Regions from separate parts of the Homo sapiens genome. Here all the other regions are linked to region 3. Evidence: chromatin loops called from intact Hi-C (ENCODE). Cell type or tissue: PC-3. All regions are shown on one strand. Region 1 has its middle 42 kb from the start of PACERR. Region 2 overlaps ODR4 (odr-4 GPCR localization factor homolog). Region 3 has its middle 23 kb from the start of PLA2G4A. Region 4 has its middle 22 kb from the start of PDC. Region 5 overlaps PLA2G4A (phospholipase A2 group IVA). Region 6 has its middle 5.6 kb from the start of PACERR. Region 7 has its middle 75 kb from the start of PTGS2.

The links. Hi-C counts contacts between places; a loop is a spot of excess contacts. Peaks named below come from ENCODE experiments on the same cell type or tissue, not always from the same donor. Only the 100,000 strongest peaks of a DNase experiment are listed, where the experiment ranks them.
Region 1: a loop joins it to region 3, with 8 times the contacts of the local background. A loop is called at or near these places in 5 of 110 quality-filtered maps.
Region 2: it touches region 3 in a loop (7-fold over the local background); 4 of 110 quality-filtered maps call a loop at or near these places.
Region 4: it touches region 3 in a loop (8-fold over the local background); 9 of 110 quality-filtered maps call a loop at or near these places.
Region 5: it touches region 3 in a loop (5-fold over the local background); 5 of 110 quality-filtered maps call a loop at or near these places.
Region 6: it touches region 3 in a loop (15-fold over the local background); 5 of 110 quality-filtered maps call a loop at or near these places.
Region 7: it touches region 3 in a loop (12-fold over the local background); 14 of 110 quality-filtered maps call a loop at or near these places.

Annotation. Positions count from the first base shown.
Region 1 is chr1:186,721,093-186,725,092 of GRCh38, forward strand. No RefSeq gene overlaps it. Among named protein-coding and RNA genes, the nearest start is that of PACERR, 42 kb to the left of the region's middle. In PC-3, a CTCF peak has its summit at 1,797 (motif pointing right); no DNase peak of the experiment used is centred here.
Region 2 is chr1:186,402,755-186,406,754 of GRCh38, forward strand. It overlaps ODR4 (odr-4 GPCR localization factor homolog), which reads left to right. Exons shown (of 14, transcript NM_017847.6): 12 at 3,329-3,514. Among named protein-coding and RNA genes, the nearest start is that of ODR4, 29 kb to the left of the region's middle. In PC-3, CTCF peaks have their summits at 1,882 and 2,081; no DNase peak of the experiment used is centred here.
Region 3 is chr1:186,804,342-186,808,341 of GRCh38, forward strand. No RefSeq gene overlaps it. Among named protein-coding and RNA genes, the nearest start is that of PLA2G4A, 23 kb to the right of the region's middle. In PC-3, a CTCF peak has its summit at 2,348 (motif pointing left); a DNase peak (open chromatin) is centred at 2,330; H3K27ac peaks cover 415 bases.
Region 4 is chr1:186,481,330-186,485,329 of GRCh38, forward strand. No RefSeq gene overlaps it. Among named protein-coding and RNA genes, the nearest start is that of PDC, 22 kb to the left of the region's middle. In PC-3, a CTCF peak has its summit at 1,527; a DNase peak (open chromatin) is centred at 1,542; H3K27ac peaks cover 1,313 bases.
Region 5 is chr1:186,983,960-186,987,959 of GRCh38, forward strand. The region is part of intron 17 of PLA2G4A (phospholipase A2 group IVA); the gene reads left to right. Among named protein-coding and RNA genes, the nearest start is that of LINC01036, 110 kb to the right of the region's middle. RefSeq lists an enhancer at 927-1,428. In PC-3, CTCF peaks have their summits at 2,129 (motif pointing left) and 3,972; a DNase peak (open chromatin) is centred at 2,132; H3K27ac peaks cover 409 bases.
Region 6 is chr1:186,684,284-186,688,283 of GRCh38, forward strand. No RefSeq gene overlaps it. Among named protein-coding and RNA genes, the nearest start is that of PACERR, 5.6 kb to the left of the region's middle. In PC-3, no CTCF peak of the experiment used is centred here; no DNase peak of the experiment used is centred here.
Region 7 is chr1:186,603,742-186,607,741 of GRCh38, forward strand. No RefSeq gene overlaps it. Among named protein-coding and RNA genes, the nearest start is that of PTGS2, 75 kb to the right of the region's middle. In PC-3, CTCF peaks have their summits at 2,198 (motif pointing right) and 2,397; a DNase peak (open chromatin) is centred at 2,190; H3K27ac peaks cover 697 bases.

The DNA.
Region 1 (4,000 bases), 83 kb before region 3:
AATGTAGAACTAATCTGTTTGGAATTATAGAATCTGAGTCTGTAATTTGATTTCAATAAAAGCCACTAAAATATTGAAATAAATAATTTTGAAAACATACTGTTTGAAATAAACAGTTTTGAAAACATGCTGTTCTTACATGCTATTCACTACACTTTTTGCCACTAGAGCAAGATCTATTTCTGTTTTGTTTTGTTTTATGTTTGTTTTCGCTGTTTTATCCTTAGCCTTTGGTACAATCCGTACACATAGTGAGTGCTCAATAAATCTTCATTGAATGTGTAATTCACAAATATTAGCTTCAAATGAAAGAAGCTCAACTTTACACATTTTGAATGGTAATGTGGTACCTCTGCGAAGAGGTTTTTCAACTAATCTGTATTTTTCCTTTCTTATTTGAACATAGGGAGAACATGGAAAGTGGAAAATTCCAAATCTTAGGAAATGGATTTTTAAAAAAATCATTTGATTAATAAAATTGCATGCTTTTAATAATCTCAGTCAAAAATTTATTGTTATACCGACATGTTCTAGAAGTTCTTAATAACAGTTTATGGATTAAGACAAACTTTAATAACAGATTGTGGAAAGCAAATGGTTTCAATGTAGTTCTGTGTAATTGCCCACATATGATGTTTTGATTTTTTCATTCTGGTATAGTACATGCAGCAGTGAATTGTATCTCACTTACATGCCCCTGTCACAAATTTCTGTGTAACTTCATTTACTTAACTTCTCTGGATCTTTGTTTTCTCAAACACAAGATGATGTTGGGCTGGTGGAAAAAAACTTGTCTATTGTATACTTATTGTATAAAATGAATTTAGTTGAGTTTTTTTTTGAGGCCCTTAAGACAGTATTGCAATAATTAAAGGTGTTTCTAATAATAATTTAGACAGAATTCTATCATTAAAGCACCCCATCCCTTCTAAGCATCAGTCCTCTGAGTTTCTATTCATTTTAAATCACCTTTTTGGGCCCCTGAGGAAAATTTGGGCCATTTAGGCCTCCAGGCATTTGTAAGTGTTGCCTCTCCTCTTACGTTAAAAAATTCTGCAATAAACGTTTTATTGAAGTCAAAATGTAAATTTCCAGTTTATTCATTGGTCTATGATACATCTCTGATAGTTTTATTTGACATTATCCAACTTTCTTTCCTGCTGCCCCCACCTAACCCAAATTTATGTGTCCTTTAAAATTTGACTCATATGTCACATTCTGCTAGAATACTTATCCCATTTTGCTTTCTGCTCTTATTTCTCCACTGACATTCTTTCATGTGACTTTATTTTTGTGACCTGACCTGTCAGCAATCATTGAATTGAAAACTTCATAAGGGCAGATGTCATACCTTGTTCACTGTTCAATTCCCATATCAAATGCATTCTGACACATAATGAGCACTCAACAACGTTGAACGGTTAAATTAATGAAAGAAACAGGCAAACTGAGTCTTTGTTGTTTAAAGAGACTTTTCTTTGGTACTCTTCTCTTTCCAAATACTGACCGAATGTGCCCTTTATTTCTTCTAGGCCCTATAATTTGTACCTATTGGAAAGAGAACTATGCTAAAATTAAAAGGTAAAATTTATGTTCCAGCCCAAGGTATTTATGGAATGAATGAATGAATGAAACAACCAGCCAAACCTTTCTCTAAATGCTATGACACTTTTTAATTTCTTATGTCATCTGTTCGTGTTTTATTACTGAATTACAAGCAAATGATGTTGGATGAACGTGGTCTATTCTGAATACAATGTGGATTGTGAATTTGTTTTGGTAGCTAACTAGTGTTAATGAGCACTCCAACCTCTAGGGGGAGCTCATGGAAACATAACCCTCTTCTAGGTCTGGGCTTTTTTTTTTTTTCTGAGAAAAAAATGTTTAATTGATAGCATGGAAGTAAAACATTGTGTGATTAAACTGGCAACAACAACAAAGGTGAAGTACAAAATGAAGTGAATTGTAAGTGTAAGAAGTGTAGCAAGGGTACAAAATTAGACATTTGGGAAAGGGAAATATCAAATTCCCAAATTTTTCCATTTAATTTAGCATCTGGTTGAAGTCGTTGTAGCTAAATGTTTAAATATGGTTAGCACATTTCAAGACAGGAAAAGGAACAGCTTGATTGGAATGGGACATATCCCAAAGGCTGAAAATCATCTAGTAACAGGCTGGAGTTTGGGTTATAGCTTTATTACTAACCAAAATATTAATTCTAGTTGGAAGTTTAAACTCCAATAAGACACAAGCCTGAATCTACTATGGTTGCTTCTGGCCCTAAATTCTTGTTCTAGTCATCATTTTTGGTTTAAGAGAGTGACTGTCATTGTCATGTTAAGGTGAAAAAGAACATTCGAGTATATTGCGGTGTAGCAAGAAGAGCATATAAAACCACTATTCTAACATCATTTTAACTACTACCTTGCCAGATGAACTTTGGGAAGTCTGCCTGATTTTTCTGAGCTCCTCTTTTTTTTTTTTTTTTTTAAATAAAATGAAAGTAATGTTCCCACTTTCCTGCTTAATTCAAAAAATCATTATGGTATAAAATGAGCTAATGGAATGTGAACACCCCAACTATAAGCTGTTCAATAAATGAAAGGTATTAATCTTTTCCAGGCCAACCACACTTTTAACAAAACATGGAGAGACTTCCCTGATGGAGCGGTACAAACTGAAGATTCATTGTGTACTAATTAATGGGCTGGCTAAAAGAGTGAGAGTTCCAGTTTATATGATTATTTCCTTTTTAAAAATTTTTTTTATTGTACTTTAAGTTCTGGGATACGTGTGCAGAACATACAGGTTTGTTACACAGGTATACACATGCCATGGTGGTTCGCTGCACCCATCAACCCGTCATCTACATTAGGTATGTCTCCTAATGCTATCCCTCCCCTATTTCCCCACCCTCCAACAGGCCCTGGTGTGTGAAGTTCCCCTCTCTGTGTCCATGTGTTCTCATTTTTCAGCTCCCACTTATGAGTGAGAACATGCGGTGTTTGGTTTTCTGTTCCTGTGTTAGTTTGCTGAGAATAATGGTTTCCAGTTTCATCCACGTCCCTGCAAAGGACATGAACCCATCCTTTTTATGGCTGCATAGTATTCCACGGTATATATGTCCCACATTTTCTTTATCCAGTCTATCATTGATGGGCATTTGGGTTGGTTCCAAGTCTTTGCTATTGTGAACAGTGCTGCAATAAACATACGTGTGCATGTGTCTTTATAGTAGAGTGATTTATAATCCTTTGTGTTTATTCTCAGTAATGGCATAATGTCAAATGGTATTTCTGGTTCTAGATCTTTGAGGAATTGCCACACCGTCTTTCACAATGCTAGAACTAATTTACACACCAATAGTGTAAAGGGGTTCCTATTTCTCCACATCCTCTCCAGCATCTCTTGTTTCCTGACTTTTTAATGATCGCCATTCTAACTGGCGTGAGATGGTATCTCATTGTGGTTTTGATTTGCATTTCTCTAATGACCAGTGATGATGAGCTTTTTTTTCATGTTTGTTGGCTGCATAAATGTCTTCTTTTGAGAAGTGTCTGTTCATATCCTTTGCCCACTTTTTAATGGGCTTTTTTTTGTTTTTCTCTTGTAAATTTGTTTAAGTTCCTTGTAGATTCTGGATATTATCCCTTTGTCAGATGCATAGATGGCAAAAATTTTCTCCCATTCTGTAGGTTGCCTGTTCACTCTGATGATAGTTTCTTTTGCTGTTCAGAAGTACTTTAGTTTAATTAGATCCCATTTGTCAATTTTGGCTTTTGTTGCCATTGCTTTTGGTGTTTTAGTCATGAAGTCTTTGTCCATGCCTATGTCCTGAATGGTATTGCCTAGGTTTTCTCCTAGGGTTTTTATGGTTTTAAGTCTTATATTTAAGTTTTTAATCCATCTTGAGTTAATTTTTGTATAAGGTGCAAGGAAGGGGTCCAGTTTCAGTTTTCTGCATATGGTTAGCCAGTTTTCCCAGCACCATTTATTAAAT
Region 2 (4,000 bases), 400 kb before region 3:
TCTTTTAATTTTTACCTTTTTGTAGAGATGGGGCTTTGTTATGTTGTCCAGGTTGTCTCAAACTTCTGGCCCCAAGCAGTCCTCCCAAAGCACTGGGAATTATAGGCATGAGCCACTATGAATGGCCCCATTTTCTTATATATAAAATAGGAATTATGGTACCTACTTTTTGAGGCTGCAAGATTAAATGAGATGATGTTTGTAAGGCCCCTAATAAAATTGGTGTAAGCCAAGCCCTCATCAAGTGGTATTGATACCATGTTGGAGATGATGGAGGAGAACAACTTATGTTAATTGTCTTTAAAATGCCTTAACTTCAATTTTTGGGAAATTTAGCATATTTCAAACAGAAATAAGATGTAAATATATATTCAACACTTTAGTAACAGGATAATTATTCCAACAACATATTAGTTGATCTTAGGTATCAAGATAAAAGAATACATTGTAAGTGTGATAATATAAATAAATGTAAATTCTTTAAAAAAATTTTTTTAATTTTTAACTTTTGTGGATACATAGTAGGTATATATATATATTTATGAGGTATATGAGATGTTTTGTTACAATCATGTGATATAAAATAATCATCATGGAGAATGAGTTATCCATCCCCTGAAGCATAAATAAATGTAAATTCTGATGTTGAATTTATACACCAAATTGTTAGATTTTAGATTTTATCCTCATTTTACTTTGCTTATTTTCTTATATACTGGTAAGATCTTATAGATGCTGTAATATAGTAAAATGTAGAATGTATGCCATAAAATTAACCTGAATTAGAGTATTTTTGCATGCATGAGGAAGTCTGTTAAGGACATAATAACTTTATATATCTGATCTCTAAACTAAACCTAGGCTTTTAATTTTGGCTATCCAGATAAAAGAACTTAGTATTTCATTGTCAGTTTAAAAAAAAAAAAAAACTCCAATTAATCCTTGCACTTGTTGTGATCTTCCTCTTTGATTCCTCTTAAGATACAGCCTAAGCCTTCTTCACTGTTATAAGTCTTCATTTGATCCTGCTCAACTTATTCTCATAGATGACCTACTCATTGTGAAAATGGAGGTCATCAGTTATGAAACCTCTTACCTTTGCCCATCCCCACATCAGTATCCTCTGTACCACTCCACTGTCTTCCCAGAACATTTGTAATCCTGTTTGTCTGTGCCTATGATTCCACTCTCTGAATGGCACTTCTCCTATCCCTTTATGCAGATGTCCTCTTATCCTTTAAGCTTCAACTGTGCTATCACCTATTCTAAAAAAAAATTCTATGAAAAATACATAAATAACTTAAAAGTTTCAGTACTACTCTGATACCAGCTAGGACATTTAACCAATAGAAACCCAATTCTTATTATATTGGCTTAATTTTAAAATTTTTTTATTTGTTTTGACTTTATTCAGATAATGTTGAACTAGATACTATGACATGAGGATATTCCTAAAGGATTCTGCTTTGGAGTGCTTTTTGAGATGTGTCTTTTCCAAAAGATTTCTCCTCCCATTTAAACCTCAGACCAACAGAAAACGAGTCTTACTTAGATACTAAATTGCTAATTTAACTTCTTAATTTGAAAGTTGTAGTGCTTTTTCTTTTTAATGAGTAATTTAAATTTATTGGAACCAGTTATTTAACGTTTGATTTTTTTAGCTTGTTATTTTTCAGATAGACCAAGAATTGATGTAGTTTGAAATGGTTTTAAAATTTTGCATGCCAATTGCACATGCACATTAGAGTCATTTTTGAGTTTTTACTTAATCTGTTTCAAGTAACTGTGGCTCAAAATAAAATAATATAGTCCTAATTTCAATGTGTGGACAATTTTCGTGCTACAGTACAAATTGCAGTAATATTCTTCTACAGCTAGGAGGCAGTCTGGTCAAAGAGTAAAATTTCTCTCCCAGTTCTCATGTGCAAACAAGATAATACACAGAATCTGGAAGGAACACGTAGTTTAAGCCATTGCATTTCCTGTGACACTTAAGGCATTGTTCGTCATCTTCTGTTTGTAATTATGTAAAGTTACCACTAGTTTCTTGACAACGAAGTCTAGGTTACTATTAAAATAAGCCCTAGTTTTCCACTTGATCTTTACATTAGTAACTTTTTAATCATATCTGTTGCTGAAAGAGGTCATTCTTTTCACAAAATTTCTATCTTTCTGATAGTTCATAAGGATCGTAGCATTTAACTAAAAAGTAATTATATATTTACATGCAACAGTGACTATGTTAGAAATTAGGGGAAATAATATATTCCAGTTTGTAAGTATTCACAGAAGAATGAGATATTTGTTATTTATTTAGATTTATTTTTTTCTAAAAATGATTTAAGGCTTTTTACAAAGAAGCATAAGTAAACAAGTGAAAATAAATATTAGTAATAAAGAGTCAAAGGGAAGGTAAAAAAAGAAAGCAAAATGGAGTTGGTAGTGAGATAGGTACACAAAACTGTATGTATGACTAGATGTCCTAAACATGCTTGATATATAGGAAGGGGGCTACATCTAGTAAGATGAAATTCATGGGGAGATTAATACAAAAATGTATTCTATCAGATCCTGTGCACTAGATGTAAGGTGGCCAGTAATTTGGCTCCAAACTTGGATGAAGAAGAGAAAAACCAACTATAAAATGTACAGTGCCTATGAGGCTAAAACAGACAAGAAGGACAATAGTTTCTGACATCAAGGACAAAATTGTCTCTTGAGTGTTCTTCATAGGACAGTGGGTCGTATAAGAATGTGTAATCAACAGCTTTACATTGAAGGCAATGATAAGTTTATTTTATTTTTATTTTTATTTTGAGATGGAGTCTCGCTCTGTTGCCCAGGCTGGAGTGCAGTGGTGCGATCTTGGCTCACCGCAACCTCCACCTCCCGGTTCAAGAAATCCTCCTGCCTCAGCCTCCTGAGTAGCTGGGATTACAGGCACCTGCCACCACGCCTGACTAATTTTTGTATTTTTAGTAGAAACGGGGTTTCACCATGTTGGCCACGTTGGTCTCCAACTCCTGACCTCAAGTGATCTGCCCACCTCAGCCTCCCAAAGTGCTGGGATTACAGGCATGAGCCACCGCGCCTGGAGATAAGTTTATTTTTCATAGGAGTATCATTTAGGTTCCTTGCAAAGACCAGGGGTTTTGAGGTAAAGCAGAATTTGGTAAGAGCAATTTTGTGCCAGATCAACCAGAAAATGAAAAAATATTGACCTTTTAAGCTTTATTTCTATTAGTTTTTGTATGTACTTCTAAAATATGTATCACTGATACCAGTGACAAACCTATCTAAATATTGATAATATTTCTTTTCCTTTTAGATTCTGAAAAAGAGTTCCACGTCCTCCCTTATCGAGTCTTTGTTCCCCTTCCTGGATCCACTGTAATGTTGTGTGATTATAAATTTGACGATGAGTCAGCTGAAGAAATCAGGGACCATTTTATGGAGATGTTGGATCACACAATTCAAATAGAAGATTTGGAAATTGCAGAGGAAACAAACACAGGTCATTATATGATGCTATTTAAGAACCTGGTTAGATTACAGCTAAGATTTTACCTATGAGATGTCTAGTTTAAATATCATGTCTTTAGATTTTTTTTAAAGCTAGTTCTGTTTGACACTTCGAAATATTAACTGAGACATTTTAAAATACATGTTTAATTTCTACATGTCTAGACATACAGTGAGTATTTCCTGGGAAATTGTACCAAAATTTAAGATACTAAGGTATTTTTCAAGCTTAGCAAGTAGATCTTAATAAAACAAGTTCAGGATTAAGTAGGTAAAATTACAAAGCTTTAAGGTATTTCTTTCAATATAAAAGTTTTCTCAAAACTCATTATCTTACTTGGTAAAGCATCATGTCAGAACAGAAGGTTTTAAAACACTAATTTATTAAACATTTTCTCCATATTATTTGCCTTTTTTTTTTCATATACCTTTCATGTAATTGGGATACTAAGCCAAAATGGGCAGTTCCAGAAATTAG
Region 3 (4,000 bases):
AGAATTTCCTAAACAAGTGTGGAGGGTAGCTAGAGAGTATGAATGAAAATTAGATGAACCAAATGATAGTATCTTATCTGTGCAATAAATCTGTGTACATTCCCTCTAATTTGAAGTCTAATGTCTCTGTGTAAGGTGTCACAATTAACCCCTATTAATCTATCCATCCATCCATCCATCCATCCATCCATCCATTCATCTACTCATCCTTTAATCAAAGTACATATTGAATACTTGGTATAACTCAGGTACAAAAATATGCAGAAATTTACCCAGAAAGCAAATATACCTGGAAACTCAGACATTTTTTCCAGAGTTCTCTCTTCTTCCTACCTTCCATATTCAGTTTCCCAGTCTCACGGGTTTTACGTCCTTAGTTGTATTAGATTACGTTCCCTTTTTCTTTATTCCTACTAACACCAACTGGTCCAGCTCCTCACCACTTACCAAACAGAATACGATACTATTCTGTAAATCAGAGTATATGACTCTTCAAGGAGGAAGCACAGATCAGACATGGGAGTGTTTTTAATGAGAGTAGACTTTGGATCCCAGCTATCTGAAGTTCTTGGAAAAGAAGAGGTAGCAGTGGCAGATAGAGAGAAGGAAAGCATTGGCCTAGACATAACTTTTGTAGCAGTATTTGACTTATTTCGTCCTACTCCCTTTACATTCTGCTTTTTATGGCCTATAATTACTTTTCAAAGAAGGGACTATCTGTATGTTAAATTGGTAACTCATAGAAGTTAAAAGGTTGCTGTAAATGAGTACCTGTCCATATTCACTTTTTTTTAAACCTACTCTTTCTTTAGGGAGGGATAGAATTAGAAAATGTTTTCCTAGTGAGCACTAGAAGAAAGAATAGGTGCTACTGAAGGAGAAGAGATAATAATGAAGAAGTTGGAGATCCTGAAGACAAACATCCAAACTTCAAATTCGATTATTTTGATTCATACTGATTGTCATTATTTTCTAAAGAAAAAATTGGTTTGTGTCTGGTTCTTCTGAGATAATACTGCTTAAACCATGGTATAAACTATGAGTATAAGAACTTACTGGCATCTTGATGCTGGAAACTAATAAGCCAGATGTACTGGAAACTAATAAGTCATATATATATATATATATTTATATTTCAAAACAGTCTATAAATCGAAGTATTTTTGAAAGCTCATAGGAGACCCCATTTAGAACAATAGAGCCAGACTACAACTTTGAGAGAGTGAGGTTTTACTTTTCAGCAGGGATGTCGAATCTTTTGGCTTCCCTGGATTACATTAGAAGAGGAAGAATTGTGTTGGGCCACACATAAAATACGCTAATACTAATGATAGCTGATGAGCTAAAAAAAATCGCAAAAAAAAAAATCTCAGAATGTTTTAAGAAAGTTTACGAATTTGTGTAGGGCCACATTCAAAGTTGGCAGCCTGCTGGTTGGACAAGCTTGCTATTCAGTATGGGTGTCAATGTCCTAGATCCCCCAAACAGGATATTGCAATTTAAACAATTCCCTTGGGGAAAGGGAAATAGTCATGTTGTTATTCTTTAACCATGGACAAGCTTTGAAATAACTGAATAGGGTATTCAGAAACCTAATGAACTATGCTGTAAATACTATTGAAACTTCAGTTTCAAGGTGGGACATGGTTATTACGCAGTATTTTCTCAAGGGCATGCAAGGACACTAAAAATCTCCACTGCTATGTGTGTTCCATATGCATACTGGATTTTAAAATACCACAAGGGGTTTGGATGTGTAGGTAGGTAATCAAGAGGCAGCAGTGTGAACTACTTTTAAAAGTAGTTGCATTATGGACAAATATATAATTATATGTCGCCCAGGCTGGAGTTCAGTGGTGCATTATGGCTCATTGCAGCTGAGAAATCCTGAGCTTAAGCAATCCTCCTGCTTCAGCCTCCCAAAGTGCTGGGATTACAGTTGTGAGCCACCGCATTTAGCCTATATGTTCCTTGTCATGTGAAAAATTCTATAGTTTTGTTTATTTTTGAGCAGATAGTTTTCTGTTTCTTTTGAAAAGCATGAGAAATCTGATTCAATCTTATTTCAAAATGGGTTGATTTTTTTCGATAGTGATAAAGACATACTCATAAAATATAAGCTGAGAATTTGAAATGTGTATGTAGTAATATATTACTTTTCTGCAGACTTCTGGGAAGAGAAGCCTGAAAGTCAAAATAACACATTAAGTGAATGGAGGAAACTAGTGAGAAGAGCTGCTGTGGATGTTTCATTTGAATGCTTTATTTAAAGATCTCTTCTACAGCTATAGGAGCTTATTGGACGACAACACAAAGGCTGGTGATGTGACACCCCCTGCTGACCTGCGGGAGAATGCTATGTCGTTATCCTTGAGCATTTACTCCCAAGTCTCCAGGCCTTTTCCATCAGTTATTATGACTGATGATATGCTATGTTTCTTCATCTCAGATTACAAGGAAAATTGGTAATTTCAGGAAAGCTTAGAAGTTGGTTTGAGAAGTTGGCCCATTCTTATCTTTTACTCTTAGCTTTTATAACATCAAAGCAATTCCAGTAATGAATGTGTTGTCTTGGAATTATGTCGTCAGTCTTGGATTATACTAAATTATTTAGGCCAATTATATTAGATCAATTTTACAGACACAGAAACTAAGGTTAGTAAACAAGATAGATGAAATGATATATGCTAAATACAGTGAAATTCGTTTTTTATTTGTTGGGTTTTTGTTTATTGTTTTGACAGTCAGATTAGTGGGGTTGGTATACACTCACGTCTCTAGAGAATCTAAGAGCCTTTTCTATTTTTCCAATGCCTATAAGTAGGGACCAAAGACCAAAAGTGGTCTCTTTCTGGCCGCTTCCAGAAGGGAACGTCAGACCCAATAGCATTTCTGATAACTGTTGGCTTAGAATTTGATCCAGCTTTGGGTCTTCTAATGGACAAAGATGTGAGATCATTTTCTGTCCTTTTAAATTCTTGTGTTAATTCTCTAAAGCTCCTAAAACTTAGTGATTTGCATTACGCAACACTTGAAGAAAGTGGCAAAGCTGGAGCTACAATTTGATTCTAAGTTTACATAAACTTGAGAATAGGAACCAGATCTTCCTAAAAGTGCTATATCGCCAAGTAGGAATAATTTTTGCTAAAATTTTTGGTAAATTTCTTTGCCAATTGAGGAATTTGTGTTAAAGTCCCACAAAAATGTTGACTTTATTATAGATTGCCAGTGCATATCATTTAAAAGTAAATATTTTAGATCTCAAGTTACTGAAAGCCATTTATTCAATGTATTCTGTTGAAAAATATTTTAATATTATAGTCCCTCCTCTATTCTCTCTTCCTTCATTTGGGACACATTCATGTTTCTTATCAAAGAAAAAGAGATGCTAAATTCAGATTAAGTATCTCGGCACTTACTCAGATAAAGTAACTCAGCACTTGGAGTAGCAGCTGGCACATGGGAAGGGACCATAAGCATTAGCTATCATCAGAAGGCTCTAAAGCAGTAGTTCTAAGAAGGTGACACGTGGATACCTGGGCAGTCTGCAAAATCTTATCAGGAGGTTCATAAGGCAAAATATCTTCATAATATTTAGGTATTATTTGCCTTGCCATCATTATTTACCATCGCTAGTAGTCACTGGACTCTTTATTAGAAGTACTGGTGCCAGTTTTAGTAGTCATTGCATATTTACCACCACACAATATCAATTAAAAGAAAAGAATAGGATGCTCGTGAGAGCCAGCCATGGTGGCTCACGCCTGTAATCCCAGCACTTTGGGGAGGCTGAGGTGGGAGGATCGCTTGAGCCCAGGAGATTGAAACCAGCCTGAGCAACATAGTGAGACCTTATATCTATATATATATTTTTTAATTTAGCTGGGCCTGGTAGTGTGCACCCATAGCCCAGGAGTTTGAGGGCTGCAGTGGGCTGTGATTGTGACACTGCAGTCCAGAAGTCAGCCTGGGCAACAAAGCAAGACCCTGTCTGAAACAA
Region 4 (4,000 bases), 320 kb before region 3:
GGATATTTTTTATATTTTAGTTTCAGTTAAAGAGCCAGTCTTACATGCAGTTCTTCAGCAGCCCAAGTTTATCTTCAACTTCTTTCCACTTTCCCTGTCCATGTTTGGCTTCTCTTGCTAAATGATCTTTTCTTGCCCAGGCTGGGAACTCTTCTCAGCAGTGCTGTATCCTTTGGACCACACCTCTATCCTCCTGTCCATAAATTACTACCTGTAGCTTGACCTCAAGGTCTTATTTACTGCTTTCCTTTTGACATTAAGTATCCTGATTAATTAATCTGTGCTAAGGAACTTGTGATTTATAGTGTCTTATCTCTCCAGATAATGCTGTATTTTGATATTTCAAAATCAAACTACCAGAGACGACATACTGTAAGTAGGAAAAAATGTATTAATGGCAGGAATCCTAGGCTCTAGGGCAAGCGAGTTTGAAAGATCATTTGGAGCCACTGAGAGGTCTTTTGGTGGCTTTGGATCACATATTCTAGGCAATTTCCTACATCATCTAGGGTGGAATTTTGATGCTCTGTTTTTAGTTTTTAACTCCATAGTCAATGAAACTATCATAAAAATTTATGGTCAAAGGAGAATTTTAGCCATTCCCATTTCTTTTGTGAGCCAAAGAACTGTTTATCAAGGAGAGAAGGACCATACTAGAGATTCGCCTGGATTTTTGTTGTATGACACATTTTATCTTACCAAAACAGGCTGTATTCACATTAATAATTATTTTTATTTTTATTTTATTTATCTTCTTCTTCTTTTTTTTTTTTGATACGGAGTTTCACTCTTGTTGCCCAGGCTGGAGTGCAATGGCATGATCTCGGCTCACCTCAACCTTCACCTCTCGGGTTCAAGCAATTCTCCTGCCTCAGCCTCCCAAGTAGCTGGGATAACAGGCTTGCGCCACCATGCCCGGCTAATTTTGTGTTTTTAGTAGAGACGGGGTTTCTCCATGTTGGTCAGGCTGGTCTCAAACTCCCGACCTCAGGTGATCTGCCTGCCTCGGCCTCCCAGAGTGCTGGATTACAGGCATGAGCCACCGCGCCCAGCCACATTCATAATTATTAATAGAGGTCTTTAAATTTAGTCTTAAATGCCATGTTTCTAGAAGGATTTAAAAATGGTAGCACTTGTCAGGTTGTATGACCAAATAGGTAAATTATATATGCCACTGGAGAAATTTCAAGACCTTTTTGGTTATTTGTAAATATTATTATATGCCACCATTCTCTATTAGCATATTAAGTTCCAGAGGAAATAGAACATTTCTGATACTGCCTACTACTAAATTGTAAATGCATGTAAGACCTGTAAATACACAGTATTGTAGATACCTGTACTCATTGAATAGAAGTAAGCTAAGGACATGTGAAAATCACATTGATGTTTTGAGGTCACAGGTAAAAGTTGATTTGAAAATGGTCAGTGAACAGTTGGGGGAGTAGCTAGTCTCGGCTCCTCTGAGTTTTCGGGCTTGGTGGTCTTTGCTAGGATCCCACTCTACTTGCAGTTCACAACGTCTGTCACGTGAGGGCAGCATAATCACATACAGGCCAGCTGTCTGGTTTGACCTTAAGTCAGAAGAACTGATTCCAAAGGAAATCACATAGTAACATGTAAATGCAGTCATTTTTTTCCTTTTATACACATTGCTCAACTGATTAAAATACAATATGAAATATTAGGGAGAAAAATACTTTTAAACATTTTCTGTGATTGAATATCCTTATCAAAAGGATATGTGTGATTTGCATTAGAAAAATAATTTGCAATTATGACTTTTAAAAATTGTGTTTTAAAAGGAACACAGACACAAACACACCCAGAGAGTGAGAGACTCTCTTTCCTGTTTTTTGTGGATGGAACAATACATAGCATTTGAACACTGTTGTTAGGCTTTTTATGCTTCACTCACCATGATATTTTGGGCAAGTTAACATTTCTATGCCTTAGTTTCCTCAACTACATGGGAGTAATCATAGTTTGCATTCATAGGATTGTTAAGGATTAAATGAGATAATGCAGGTAGACCAATTTAAATATACTCTACACATAAGTGCACTATAAATAGTTTGTATTATATTGTCATACACTGCATAATGATGGTTCAGTCAACAACGGATTGCAAATATAACAATAGTCCCCTAAGATTGTAATGGAGGTGAAAACTCCTATCACACAGTAGCATTGTAGCCACCATAACATCTTAGTGTAACACATTACCTTTTCTATATTTAGATATGTTTAGATACACACCTACTTTCTATTGTGTTACAGTTGCCTACAGTATTCAGTAGGGTAATATGCTGTACAGGTTTGTTGCCTAGAGGCAGTAGGCTATACCATATAGCATAGGTGTGTAGTAGGCTAGTACCCGCACAGTATGTACATCTAGGTTTGTGGTAAATCCACCGTTTGATGTTGGCACAGTGACAAAATTGCCTAATGACACATTTCCCAGAACATATCTTCATTGTTAAGGGACACATGAATATTCAAATACTGAATTTTTAAAGTATAGATTTTGAAAAACACCTTCTTCCATGTGGAACTAGGAAACTATCAGAGACCAATGCACAAGACAGAATTGAGTAAGATTCTTAGACTGTATTTTCTGGTATTTTGTCACAAATATTCTGGAAAAAAACATGTTTGAAGGAGCTACTGAAGAGATGAGGAGGGGGAAGTACAAATAGAAAGCTTAAGATTTAGTGCAAATTACAGTAGAGATTTCACATATGCTTTTTGTTTGTTTGTTTGTTTGTTTTTTTGAGACGGAGTCTCACTCTGTCACTGAGGCTGGAGTGCAGTGGCACCGTGTCGGCTCACTGCAACTCCCATCTCCTGGGTTCAAGCAATTCTCCTGCCTCAGCCTCCCAAGTAGCTGGGATTACAGGCGCCCACCACCATGCCCAACTAGTTTTTATATTTTTAGTAGAGATAGTGTTTCACCATGTTGGCCAGGCTGGTCTTGAACTCCTGACCTCAGGTGATCCACCCACCTCGGCCTCCCAAAATGCTGGGATTACAGGTGTGAGCTGCTGCACCTGGCCTCACATGTGCTTTTATGAAAGAATTTTTTCTTCTTAAAGACTTGAACCTTTACTTTTTAGTTGGTAATGGGTTGATGATTCTTTCCTACTTAGGAATTTAATTATTATTCAGGAAAGCAATATCATGGTAAATAAGACCCTGAAGAGATATTTTTAAAAGGAGAAAATTCAGGTTTAGGAAAATCATCTGTTTTCAGTTTGTTCAGGTTTTTACTTGTTAGGACAGAGTGATGACTTCAGGTTTTTCACATGCCAGACCTGCAACTGGAAGTTGGACTCAGCCTTGTTCAGCTTTTAATTCATATGCAGTAAAGCAGTTAGAAAGAACCTAGAGTGCTTAAAAGAGCTTAAACTTTCTGGAGCTAGAAGACCTGCACCCAGGAAGGTGAAACTATCAAGTGCCAAAGTGAACGGGATACAGTTTAGAGGAGGAAGAAGGAAAGGCAAGGTAGAATGATTAGGAGGTATAATTCAAAGTAGGATTTAAATATGCCCTTCAATATTGATTAGGATTTGGAGAGAAGTTGGAGGAAGAAGAATACTTAGGTGAGACAGGCTGGAGTTCATGGCTAAGAATTCCATGTTGATGCTGGAGCTAAGAGAATGAGTGGAATCTATGGGAGAGTTTTAAAAAGTGCAAAAGATCAAACAAGATTGCTGAAGGACTTCTAAGAACAGGGTTGCCTGCTATATAATTTTACAATGATGCCTACTATATAATTTTAAGTCATTTTCATTCCTACAATGTAAGTTTCCTCTGTTGCCCCCAAACTACAGTAAATTTGATACAAACACAAATGCCTTGTGTGATTGGTTTTGGGAAAATCTAGAACAGGGATTGTGTTTAATATTTGAGTTAGTACTAAAGACAGAAGAAAAAAGAGAACATCTGCAGAAAGTGAGAATCAAATCAGATGAAATATTCTGGGAAAACACAGGTTCTG
Region 5 (4,000 bases), 180 kb after region 3:
TGGCATGAAATAGACAGTAAATTGAAGCAGCTAATATAATTATTAGTGTTCATAGTTTTTGGCTTTTAATTATAAACCCCTTAAGAACAGTGACTTGCTTTATTTACCTTGTATTCTGTAGACATACTGATCACAATGCCTGACACCTAAAGTAAATATGCAGTACAATTTTCATGATGGGTGTTTAAAATTTCATTGACTTACTGTGGGTAGCAAGTGTCAGGATACAAGGTGCTCTTGGTGGGATGGAGGCAGAGTTCCCAACCATGGGGAATTTGTATATAGTACATGCCTGCCCACGTAGTATGGCTGCATACTCTATCTACTCTTAAACCATCACTTCGATCTGGAGGGAATATGTCTTCTGAGATTTCTTTTCTAGGACCTGTTAATTTGCTATCACAGGAAAATATATGGTTTCCCAGTCTCACTTATTCAAATTATTAATTTGATAGGCATAGTCTTAGAACCAGTTATGTGTCACATTATTCAGCATATGCCAATGATGCAAAGTAATGAGCTTTTTTCTTTCTTAAATAATTCTACAAAGTGCTAAACATTAAATGTTAATTAAAATGAGGATACATCCATATCCAGAAATACTGGTACTCATTTCTTAATTCATTAATTCATTGATATTTCTTCATCTTGATAAGGGTGTGTAGGTACAAGTAAAAGTTCTATCTTTTAAAAATAATTTATAAGCTTACTATTATGTATTATTGCCTAATATATTAGTCCATAACTCATCTATTTTTAATGCTGCCTATGATCTCTTTCTGGTCTCATTTATTTATTAATTCAATACATATTTATTGTTTAGTGTGCCAGAAACTGTTTTAGAAACTAGGGGTACAGCATGGAAAGAAGAATTAAAAGTTTTGAGTGCTTCATATAAGCCAAATATTTTCCCCCAAATATTTAACACTCAAGACTAGCCTATGAGGTGGGGTTTTAATTTATAAGTTAGGAAATGGAGTCATGGATTACTTAGGCAGGTTACTGGAAGTCACGATGATGTGGGGGAGCTGAGATGAGGCTGCATGTCTTTTCTCCTTCATTCCTTACTTTTGAACCACCTGTCTCTCAAGCAGCCTTATTTCTTAGTGTTCCCCAAACACAGCCTTCATTCTAGCCAGGCCAGAATGAATTCCCAGATGTCTCTGACGAATGCCACAGCCTCCCATCCTCAGTCTTTTCATATGGTTATTCTTCTACAGAGAATGCCCAGTCTTCTGCTCCACTTAAAAACCCTGCCTGTCCTTTAACTCAACTGGTCTCACTGTTCCTCTGAACTGAATGCTGCCCTGTGTCAATCAACCTCTAGTGAGCACCTTCTGTGTATTTATTAATTTTGCAAATATTTATTATGTACCTTCCATGTTCTAAGCGCTCGGATAAAAAAAAATGCAAGCCTGATGAACTTTCTGCCTTCCTGACATTTCAGTTTTTATTGAAAAGGCAGGCATTATCCAGCAAATTCACAGTAATTTTACACCTAAATATCTTCTCATGTTCTCCTATATTTGTAATTTTTACTTCTCTAACAAAATATACTTAACTTTCTCTCTTGGGCTTATTTTTTATTTTCTGTTGTGATAACTCAATATTTGTTTGTAGATTGCTTATAATCTCACCTCTACAAATTTGTTTCTTATGTGGAAGGGGGATCACATTTTACATGCTTGTTTTTCTTATTCTCTGCTTTCATTAGCAAAGATTTAAGAGATCTGGTTCAACAATAGGAGGCTACTGAATGGCACAAGTGAAAGATGACATGGGATAGGTGGTGAGGCTGGAGAAGGTTGAGATATGAGGGCTTTTGCTGGGATAACACTGAAGGGAAGGATTTGGAATCCCAATGAATTTCAGGGAAGAATGAAAGAGATACAAACACCATTTAAGATGACTTCTTGTATAATAATGAAAAGAAAGGTTTAAATTTAACATAATGCCTTTTTGAATATATGTAGTTGTATCATGTAGGATGCCAAAAGGTTTGAATTTAGTAACTGATCTAATACTGGGCTTGATTTTTTCTATCACAGAACTGTAACTCCCAAGAACAGGGTATTTTCCGCAGTAATGTGAAAAACCTGGTTAATGGTTTCATGGTGTTAATATGCCACCTAGTGGATCAACTTGCACATTCTAACTTGGGGTTTTCAGAGTTGGAAGTGTTCATTTTCCTTTATCAGAATGGCTTGCTCACTAGGAACACCAGCTGAGGTCCAATTACGATAAATCCACTAGTTCCTGATGTTGATATTGCTGATTTTTTTTATGCTCAAGAATTCATTATGAGGGAATTGATAGCAGCAATCATTGTCAGTTTAATTTTTTGTATGGTCTTTTTTATTTTAAAGCTTTTTAGGTGTTTAGAAAGCAAATAGTTGGTTTTTATTTTATTTGGACACTTTTATGCAATGAGGGTTGATGTTTCATGGATTTCTGTGAGAAGGAGAAACCAATTGATAAATTTGCTGATATAGATCTCTAGAAAGGCAGGGAGATTTTTAAAAGAAGATGTAGTAGGATACTTTGAATAGCAGAAACGATTTGCTGACTTACACAATATAATAAGCTCATTCTTGGCTACACACCTGGTGTGTTTATTTCTTATAAACTTTATAGCTTCACTTCTAATTTAGAGTTCCCAATTTTCATCACATATTGTCAGTTTAAAAATAACAAGCGTAACAGCTGTTGTAGAATGTTTATGTACCAGGTATTGTGCCAAGCACTTTATAGAAATGATCTCCAATCCCCACAAAACCCCAAATTAGTACATTATTTCCATTTTAAAGAAGAAGAAATGGGCTCAAGTATTGACACTAATTGCCCTCCATCTCACACAGCCAAGAAGTGTTTGTGCCTGGTAGCCTTTGGTCCAAGTCTCCTTCATAGATCTGAAGCATCTTTTGTCATCACAGAATTATGTTTCCCTATTCTTAAGAAAAGTGGGATCAGCAAATATCAGCTTTACCTTAACGGACTCATTCACGTTTGAGCCCATTTCCCGAGAAGATAATTACATATATTACGTTTTAAAATAAGGCATATAAAAGAACCACATTCCTGTGATAGCTCCCTTTTTCCAAAATCTGACTGCGTTTTTAAAGTTACTATTAGAGAATAGAGAGCCTTGCTTGTTGGGTGTCTGGGACATAAAGTCACAGAAAAATAATTGCATGTTTGCACCATTTAGATCTCACATGTTTAAGTGGTGCAAACATGATCTCCTTCAGGCAATGAGCCATGCTTGCCCAGTGAGCTTGCACGTGGTAATGGGAGAATCCCTCTGAGCATGCATCTCCAAGGCCAAGTGGGCCACAGCAGTTGTGAGTGAGAGGAGGCCATAGCGTCCTAAACTGATCAGACTTGCCAAGTATTCCTACCTGTGGCAAGGGGCTGAAAAGCCCGTGGACTGTACCTTAATGTTGCTTAACAATCCCTGAGGTAGAGAATAAAAGGAATTGTGGAATAACTCTGTGACTTGCCTCGGTTTCCTGATGCCCAGAAACATCTATCTCATTGGTCATCGAGATGAAATGAGGACTGTCCTGGGAAATGGAGTCTTCCTGATTTTAACAAGGTTCTGAAGCAGAAGCAGAGACAAGATTTACTATTCAGGCCTTCTTCCAAAGCCCATTTCCACTGCTCTTCAATAACTGCATCTACCAAATTCTGAATGTTCTCTTCTTTCCCCAAATTCTAACTAGGTTAACTTCATACCAAAACCAGTGTATGACAGTTGAAATAGCAGTTCTTAGAGGTTGTAGTTTCCTGTGTTTTCTTCTGGTTACCATTAACATGGGTATATGTAAAGAATATATATTGGATATATGTATGCTGAATAAAAAGTAGTAATTCATTTTCACCAATGAAATCACAGAGCATGATGTTTCCTAGATAGAGGAGGCTCATGTTTTATAACTGTATTGTTTCAGTTGAGGAAGGAAGGCAATTCTCCAGCAATGCCTTCTTCCTCCACTAGGAA
Region 6 (4,000 bases), 120 kb before region 3:
TTCTTAATAAGGCCTATACTCAAGAGAAATTATTTTATAATATTAGAGCCTAAACTGTCGGGATTTTTGTCGCAGCCTAACTGAATTAGAAGAAGGAAAATATCCAAATTTAACTGCCTCTAGCTTTCCATACAGGGGAAGAAAAATACCCAACTCCAGCCCTCTCTTTAGCTTCTACATTGGAGAAGGGAAATACCCAATTCTAGCCCCCCCCCAGTGATCTTGTCCCACTTAAGGACAGGAAAAGAGTGGAATGAAAAGCACTTGTTGAAAGTCACCGTTCATAGGCACAGGCTCACTAAAAGGCCGAGACCTGCTATAGGACTATAGAATGCTTCACTTCCCCTGAACTCTTATCGTCACATTACAATGTATTGAGTTTCTTTCACTCAGTACATCATGCCTGGCTTTCAACAAAAAATTAGAAGTCACACTAAAAGACAAAAACATAGCTTGATAAGACAGAGCAAGCATCAGAATCAATGTCAAATATGGTAGAGATGTTGAAATTACAATACCTATGAAATTAAAACAACTGCAATTACTATGATAAGACAACACACAAGAATAGGTTGGTAATGTAAGTAGACAGATGGCAATTCCAAGAAATAATCAGAGAAATGCTAGAGATCAAAAACACTGGAACAGAAGTCAACAATGTCTGTAAGGGCTTATTAGTAGACTGGACATGGCAGAGGAAAGAATCCCTGCGATTGCAGATATATAAATAGAGACTTCTAAAACTGAGAATCAAAGAAAAAAACACAGAAGAAAACCAAAACATAATATCTAAGAAATATGGGGCAACTATAAAAGGTGTAATATACAGAGAAGGAAAGAAGGGAAGGAGAAGAGAGAAAGGAACAGAAGCAATCTTTTAAGTAATAATGATAAGAATTACATCTGACTTCTTCTCAGATACCATACAAAGAAGAAAAGAGTGGAATGAAATATTTCACTTTGAGGGGAAAAAACCTACAACCTAGAATTCTGTACCCTACAAAATTATCTTTCAAAAGTGAAGGAGAAATAAGGTTTTCTCAGACAAATGAAAATTGAGGCATTCTGTGGCCAGTAGATCTGCTTTGTGAGAAATGTTAAAAGAAGTTATTGAGATAAGAAAAATGATACAGGTTAGAAACTTGGATCTACATACTAAAGAAACAAAGAGCATTAGAGAAGAAATAAGTGAAGATAAATAAAAATAATTCTTTTTCATTTTTTTTTTGAGACAGGGTCTCACTCTGTCACTTAGGCTGGAGTGCAGTAGCTTGATTTTGGTTCACTGCAACCTCTGCCTCCCAGGCTCAAGCAATCCTCTCACCTCAGCCTCCCGAGTAGCTGTGACCACAGGCCCATGCCACCATGCCCAGCAATTTTTTTTTTTGTATTTTTAGTAGAGACAGGGTTTCACTATGTTGCCCAGGCTGGTCTCGAATTCCTGAGCTCTAGCAATCCATCGGTCTCCCAAAGTGCTGGGATTACATGAGTAAGCCACTGCACCTGGCCTATTTTTCTTATTTTAAATAGATATAATAGATAACATGTTTTGAAATAATAATAGCAATAATGTATTGAAAGATTACAGCTTATGTACAAGTGAAATGAATAACAGTAAAGATACAAAGAATGAGAGAAAGAAATTAGGAGTGACTTCTTATTATTAGGTACTTGCACTAGCCATGAAACAGTATTGTGTTTTTTGAAAGGAGAATTGGACTGGTTGTAAATGTACATTGCAACCTTCAGGGCAGCCACTAAAAAAGTCAAAAAGAAAGATAATTCATATGCTGAGAAGGGAGAGAAAATAGAATGATATAAAATACTCAAAACCTAAATTAACAGAAAAAGGAGCAAAAAATAGGAGCAGAAAGTAAGGGCAATGAAAAATAGAAAACAGTAACAAACGGTAGATATTAATTATTAATTTGTCTATATCAATAATCAATTTAAGCAGCTCTCTGGGTAATCACAGGGATGAGGATAAAAAAATAAGTATCAATGGTCTAAATACATCAATTAAAACATAGAGATTGTTAGAGTGGATCAAACCAATACCCAAGTATTTCTTTTTATTTTACTTCCCACCCTACCAAGTATATGTTTTCTATAAGAACCCCACTTTAAATACAAAGTCAAGTATACATTAAAAGTGTAAGAATAGAGAAAGAGAGAGCATGCTAACACTAATCAAATAAAGCCAGAGTAGTTCTGTTAATTTCCAACAGGGCAAACTTCTGAGCAAGAAAAATTATCAGGAATAAAGGGAAATGTTACATGTTATGGAAAGGTAAATTCTCCAAGAAGACATAACAATTCTTAATGTGTATGTGCCAAACAATGGAGCATCAATATATATAAGACAAAATTGATAAAACTGCAAAGAAAAATAGATTAATTCATTATTATGGTTGGAGACTTCAACAGCCTTGTGTCAGAAATAGACAGATACAGCAGACAGAAAATCATTTAGGACATAGCTGAACTCAACAGCACCATTAATCAACGAGATGTAACTGACATCTATAGACTACTTTATCCAATAACAGCAGAACATACATTATTCTCTAAGGAACATATAGCAAGATAAACCGCATTCTGCACCATAAGACACACCTTAACACATTTACAAGAATATAAATCATACAATATATGCTCTCAGGCCACAATAGAATTAAACAAGAAATGAATAATAGAAAGATAGCTGAAAAACTCCCAAATATTTGGAGATCACACGGAACACTTCTGAATAACACATGGGTCAAAGAGAAATCCCAATAGAAATTAAGAACCTCTTTTGAGCTAAATAACAATAGAGTTGAAATATTGTAGGATGCAGTGAAAGCAATGCTTAGAGGGAAATTTATAGCATTGAGTGCTGTAATAGAAAAGAAGAAAGATCTAAAATCAATAATATAAGCTTCTATTTTAGGAGACTACAAAAAAGAAAAGTAATTAAATTCAAAGTAAGCAGAGGAAAAGAAATAATAAAAAATTAGAGTAGATATCAATCAAATCAAAAACAGAAAATCAAAAAAGAAAATGGGTAAAACCAAAAAGGTGGTTCTTTTAAAAGACATAAAGTTAATTACTCTAGTCAGGCTAAGGAAAAAAAGAGAAGACACAAATTATTAGTATCAGAATTGAGAGCTCCACTGTGGTGGCTCATGCCTGTAATCCTGGCACTTTGGGAGGCCAAGGCAAGAGGATTGCCTAAGCCCAGGAGTTCGAGGTTAGTGAGCTATGATCACACCAGTGCACTCCAGCCTGGGTACCAGAGGAGACCTTGTATCTAAAAGTTTTTTTTAAACTAGAAATAGTAGAGGAGACATCACTACAGATCCCATGGACATTGAAAGGATAATAAAGGAATACTATGAACAACTTTTGACCACAGATTTGATAACCTAGATGAATTTCTAGAAGGTACAATCTGCCAAAATTCACACAATAAGAAATTGACAATCTGAATTGGCCTATCCCTATTTAAAAAATTGAATCGATAATTAATAACCTTCCAAAACAGAAAGAATCAAGCTCATATAAGTTCACTGGTGAGTACTACTAGACATTTAAGAAAACATTATACCAATTCTTTGTAATCATTTTCAGAGGATAGAAGCAGAAAAGAATATTTTCTAACTCATTCTATAAGGTCAGCATTACCTCATAGACTGTAAAGGCATTACAAGAACATAAAATAACATACCAATATCTCTCATGAACATATATGCAAAACGACTCAACAAAATGCTGGTAATCCAGTCCAACAATATATACAAATAATTATGCAACATGACCAAGTCAGATTTGTCCCAGTATGTAAGGCTAGCTTAACATTAAACATTTAATTGAAAATCTATCACATGAACAGAGTAAAGAAGAAAAATCACACAATTAATAGTGCAGAAAAAAGCATTTGACAAAGTCCAATACCCATCATAATAAAAACAAACAACAAAGTAGAAATAGAGGGAAGATTCCTCAAGTTGACGATTAA
Region 7 (4,000 bases), 200 kb before region 3:
GAAAATGTTCTTAAAATATTACTTAGGTCCATTAGGTGTAGAGTGTAGTTTAACTCAAATTTCTTTTTTTTAAATTTTATTTTATTATTATTACACTTTAAGTTTTAGGGTACATGTGCATTGATTTTCTGTTTGGATAATCTGTTCATCATTGAAAGTGGGTTGTTAAAGTCCCCTACTATTATTGTATTATAGTCTATTTCTCTCCTTAGATCTATTAATAATTACTTTACATATTTGGGTGGTCTGATATTGGTTGCATATATATTTACTACTGTTTATGTAATGAACTTCTTTGTCTTTTTTTACAGGTTTTGCCTTAAAACCTATTTTATCTAAGTATAGGTAGCTCTGCTTTTTTCTTTTTTGGCTTCCATTTTTGCACAGAAAATCTTTTTTCATCCCTTTACTTCCAGTCTATGTGTGTGTGTATATATGAGGTGAGCTTCTCATAGAAAGTATATAGTTGGGTATTGTTTCCTAATCCACTTAACCAGTCTATGTCTTTTAATTGGAGAATTTATTGCATTTATATTCAATGTTATTATTGATAATAAGGACTTACTACTGCCATTTTGTTACTTGTTTTCTCTTTGTTTTGTAACTTTTCCCTTCTTCCACTCTCACTGTTTTCCTTTGTGGTTAAGTGATTTTCTCTGGTAGTATGTTTTAATTGCTTATTTTTATTTTTAGGATATTTATTATAAATTGTTGCTTTATGGTTACCACGAGGCCTATAAAATCATCTTATAGTTATAACAAGTTTTTTATCAGCAGATAACTACTTCACTTTGATCATAAAGTAAAGAAAAGAAGCAAACACAAAGAAAAACTTAAAAACTTTGCACTTTAACTCCACCTCCCCATATTTTGGCTTTTTATTCTCTCGGTTTACATCTTTTCATAACTGCATCTTTCTTAACAAAATTTTGTTGTTATTATTGTTTTGATAGCTTTGTCTGTTAGTCTTCATACTAAAGATATGAGTGATTAACACACCACAATTACAGTATTAGAATATTCTGAATTTGTCTCTATACTAACTTTTACCAGTGAATTTTATATCTTCTGATGTTTTCCTGTTGCATGTTAGCTTCCTTTCAGACTGAAGAACTCCCTTCAGTATTTCTTGTAAGACTGGTCTGGTGGTAAGTCATATCCTCAACTATTATTTATCTCAGAAAGTCTTTATCTATTTTTCATGTTTGAAGGCTAGCTTGCTAGATACAGTATTATCATTTGGCAGTTTTCTTCATTAAGCACTTTGAATATATTATCTCACTCCTTCCTGGGTATGATTTCTGCTGAGAAGTCTGTTGCCCAATGAACTTGAGCTTTTTCATATGATGTTGCTTCTTTTTTATTGCTGATTTTAGAATTCTCTCTTTGACCTTGACCTTTGAGTGTTTGTTTATTATATGCCTTGGTGTAGTCTTATTTGGGTTGAATCTATTTTATAATCCTTTATAATCCTTGACAATCCTTGACTTTTCTGTACTTGCATATTTATATTTTTCTCTAGGTTTGGAAAGTGTTACTGTATTATCTCTTTGAATAAGCTTTCTACCTTTTGCCTCCTTCTCAATTCCCTCTTAAATGCCAATGACCCTTAGGTTTGCTCTTTTGAAGCTGTTTTCTAGACCTCGTAGGCATATTTCATTTTTTAAAAATTATTTTTTCTTTTTTCTTCCCTGTGTGTTTTTAAATACCCTATCTTCAAGCTCACTGAACCTTTCTTCCACTTGATAAATTCTGCTGCTGAGACCTTCCAATGAATTTTTCAGTTCAGCCAAAGTATTTCTGAGTTCTAGGATTTCTGTTCTTATTAAAAATTATTCTAATCTCTTTGTTAAATTTCTATGATAAATTTCTGAATTGTTTTTCTCTGTTATCTTGGAGTTCACGGAGTTTCCTCAAAATTACCATATTGAATTCCTGATTTGAGAGCCCACACCATTGCTCCATTGCCTATCACCGGATCTTTGCTTTGTCCATTTGGGGAGGTCATGGTTTCCTGTTTGCTGTTGTTTCTTACGGATTTACATTTCTGTCTTTGCACTAAAGGTTTAGCTATTGATTCCAGTCTTCACTGTCTGGATTGCTTTGGTCTTTCTAGGCTATGCATGTTTAGAGGTTCTGTGTGGTTTGCATGTTGAGTTCCCTTAGCCCCGGACTGCTGCCTCCTTTTTGGCACTAGATGGTGCCCTAAGTCCAAGTTTGCCACAGCTCTCAAAAAAGTTTGGAGAACTGCCTGTGTCAGATGGGGGGCTGTGTGGCAGGAGGAGTCCCAAAGGAGATTCCTTGGTTGTGTGTGGAGGCTGGGTAGAGTTTTGTGTCCTGAGGACCCATGAAGAATGCCTCCTAGAGCCCGGTGCTGCTGAACTGCTCTTCTGGTTTGGTGTCTCTTTTTGCTGAGCTGAAGAGCAGCCCTACATTTTGCACCCTGGGATTGCTATCCCTTCTCCACTCTCTCTCTCTCTCTCTCTTTTTTTTTTTTTTTCAGTCTAGCCGCCTTTAGGATATTTCTCTCTACAGGCACTTGTGATGCTTCTTGAGTTGAGGCAGAAATGGCAGTCCTGCTAAGAAACCCAAGATGGTGGGGAAGCCTGCTGTCTTGCCTGCCTTGATCTCACTTTTTCCATTGGTGAAACCCTAAGTCTAGGGGGACTTTTCCATGTAGTGCCTGGCAACTTAGGTAGGGGAGGCATATCAAAGAAACTGAAGTTCATTTCTCTTACTTTCTGCTTGTAGTTTTTCACTTTTCTGTGGTCTCAAAAATCATCAAAAGGCCCAGTTCTTGGTTACTGGTGATGATAATCTAGGTACTGGATAGTTGTTTTTGGTTTTCTGTGGGGAACACTGAAGCTAGATTATTTCTATTCTCCCATTTTGACGACATCACTCTTGAGAATACAACTGTCATTTATTAAGCCAGACATTAATGAGATTTACAAAATGCATCACAATGCCTCTCCTCTCACTAAGCTTACTTTCTTTCTTTCTTTTTCTTTCTCTCTCTTTTTCTCTCCTTCCTTCCTTCCTTCCTCCCTCCCTCTCTCTTTCCCTCTTTCTTTTCTTTTTCTCTTTCCTTACTATGGTCTAGCCTAGCACTTCTGGCCTCAAGCAATCCTCCCACCTTGACCTCCCAAAGTGCTGGGATTATAGGCATGAACCACCACATCCAGCCTTACTAAACATTTTTTGTTTAGGTAAATGCTTTTAATAAAATATAGTATTTTAAAAATATGTTATTTATACAAACATGCAATAAATGTATTATTTTTATTTTAAATGAATTAGAAAATATATTTTAAATATTTCATTTTAATTTCTAGTATAGTAAATATATATACACAAGTTTGTGTGAGTGCATCCCACATAAGCAAAAGCATTTTAAAATGTATTCAATAATTTTTAAGAGTGTAAAAAAGCCCTTAGACCAAATTTTGAGAACTACTGATATACTTCATAAATTTTACATGCATTGTTTCAATTTAACCTCAAAAAACAGATTTGTGAAATAAACAGGTCTAATCTTATATCTCATTCTGAGTTGTTTAATGCTTTATCCTCAGTGCTTGAACAGCGCCTGTATATTCTAACTGCTCAATAATATTTGTCGAAAGAACAAATATAAGGAAACCAAGATAAAAACAAAAGTTATTGAGATGTGTTTCACAACATGAATACCCTTAACACTATTGAAATGTACACTTTAAAATGGTTAAGATACAAAATTATATGTCTATTTTTTAACCACAAATTAAAAAAAAAAAAGAAAAGAAAGATATTGGGTAAGGTTAGAGTTGAGAAGACTTTTCACCTTGTGTGATATGTGGAGATAAGCATTATTACCTGAGGTTAGATCCACAGACGCTTTGGCAATAGTCTAATCAAGCACTACAAGAGGCAATGGGCTAAGCTTATTATCATGTTCTTGTGCAAGGATTCTCAAGGCCTGATTATTTCTTTCAGGTACAAATAGGGTGAAATGTTTTTA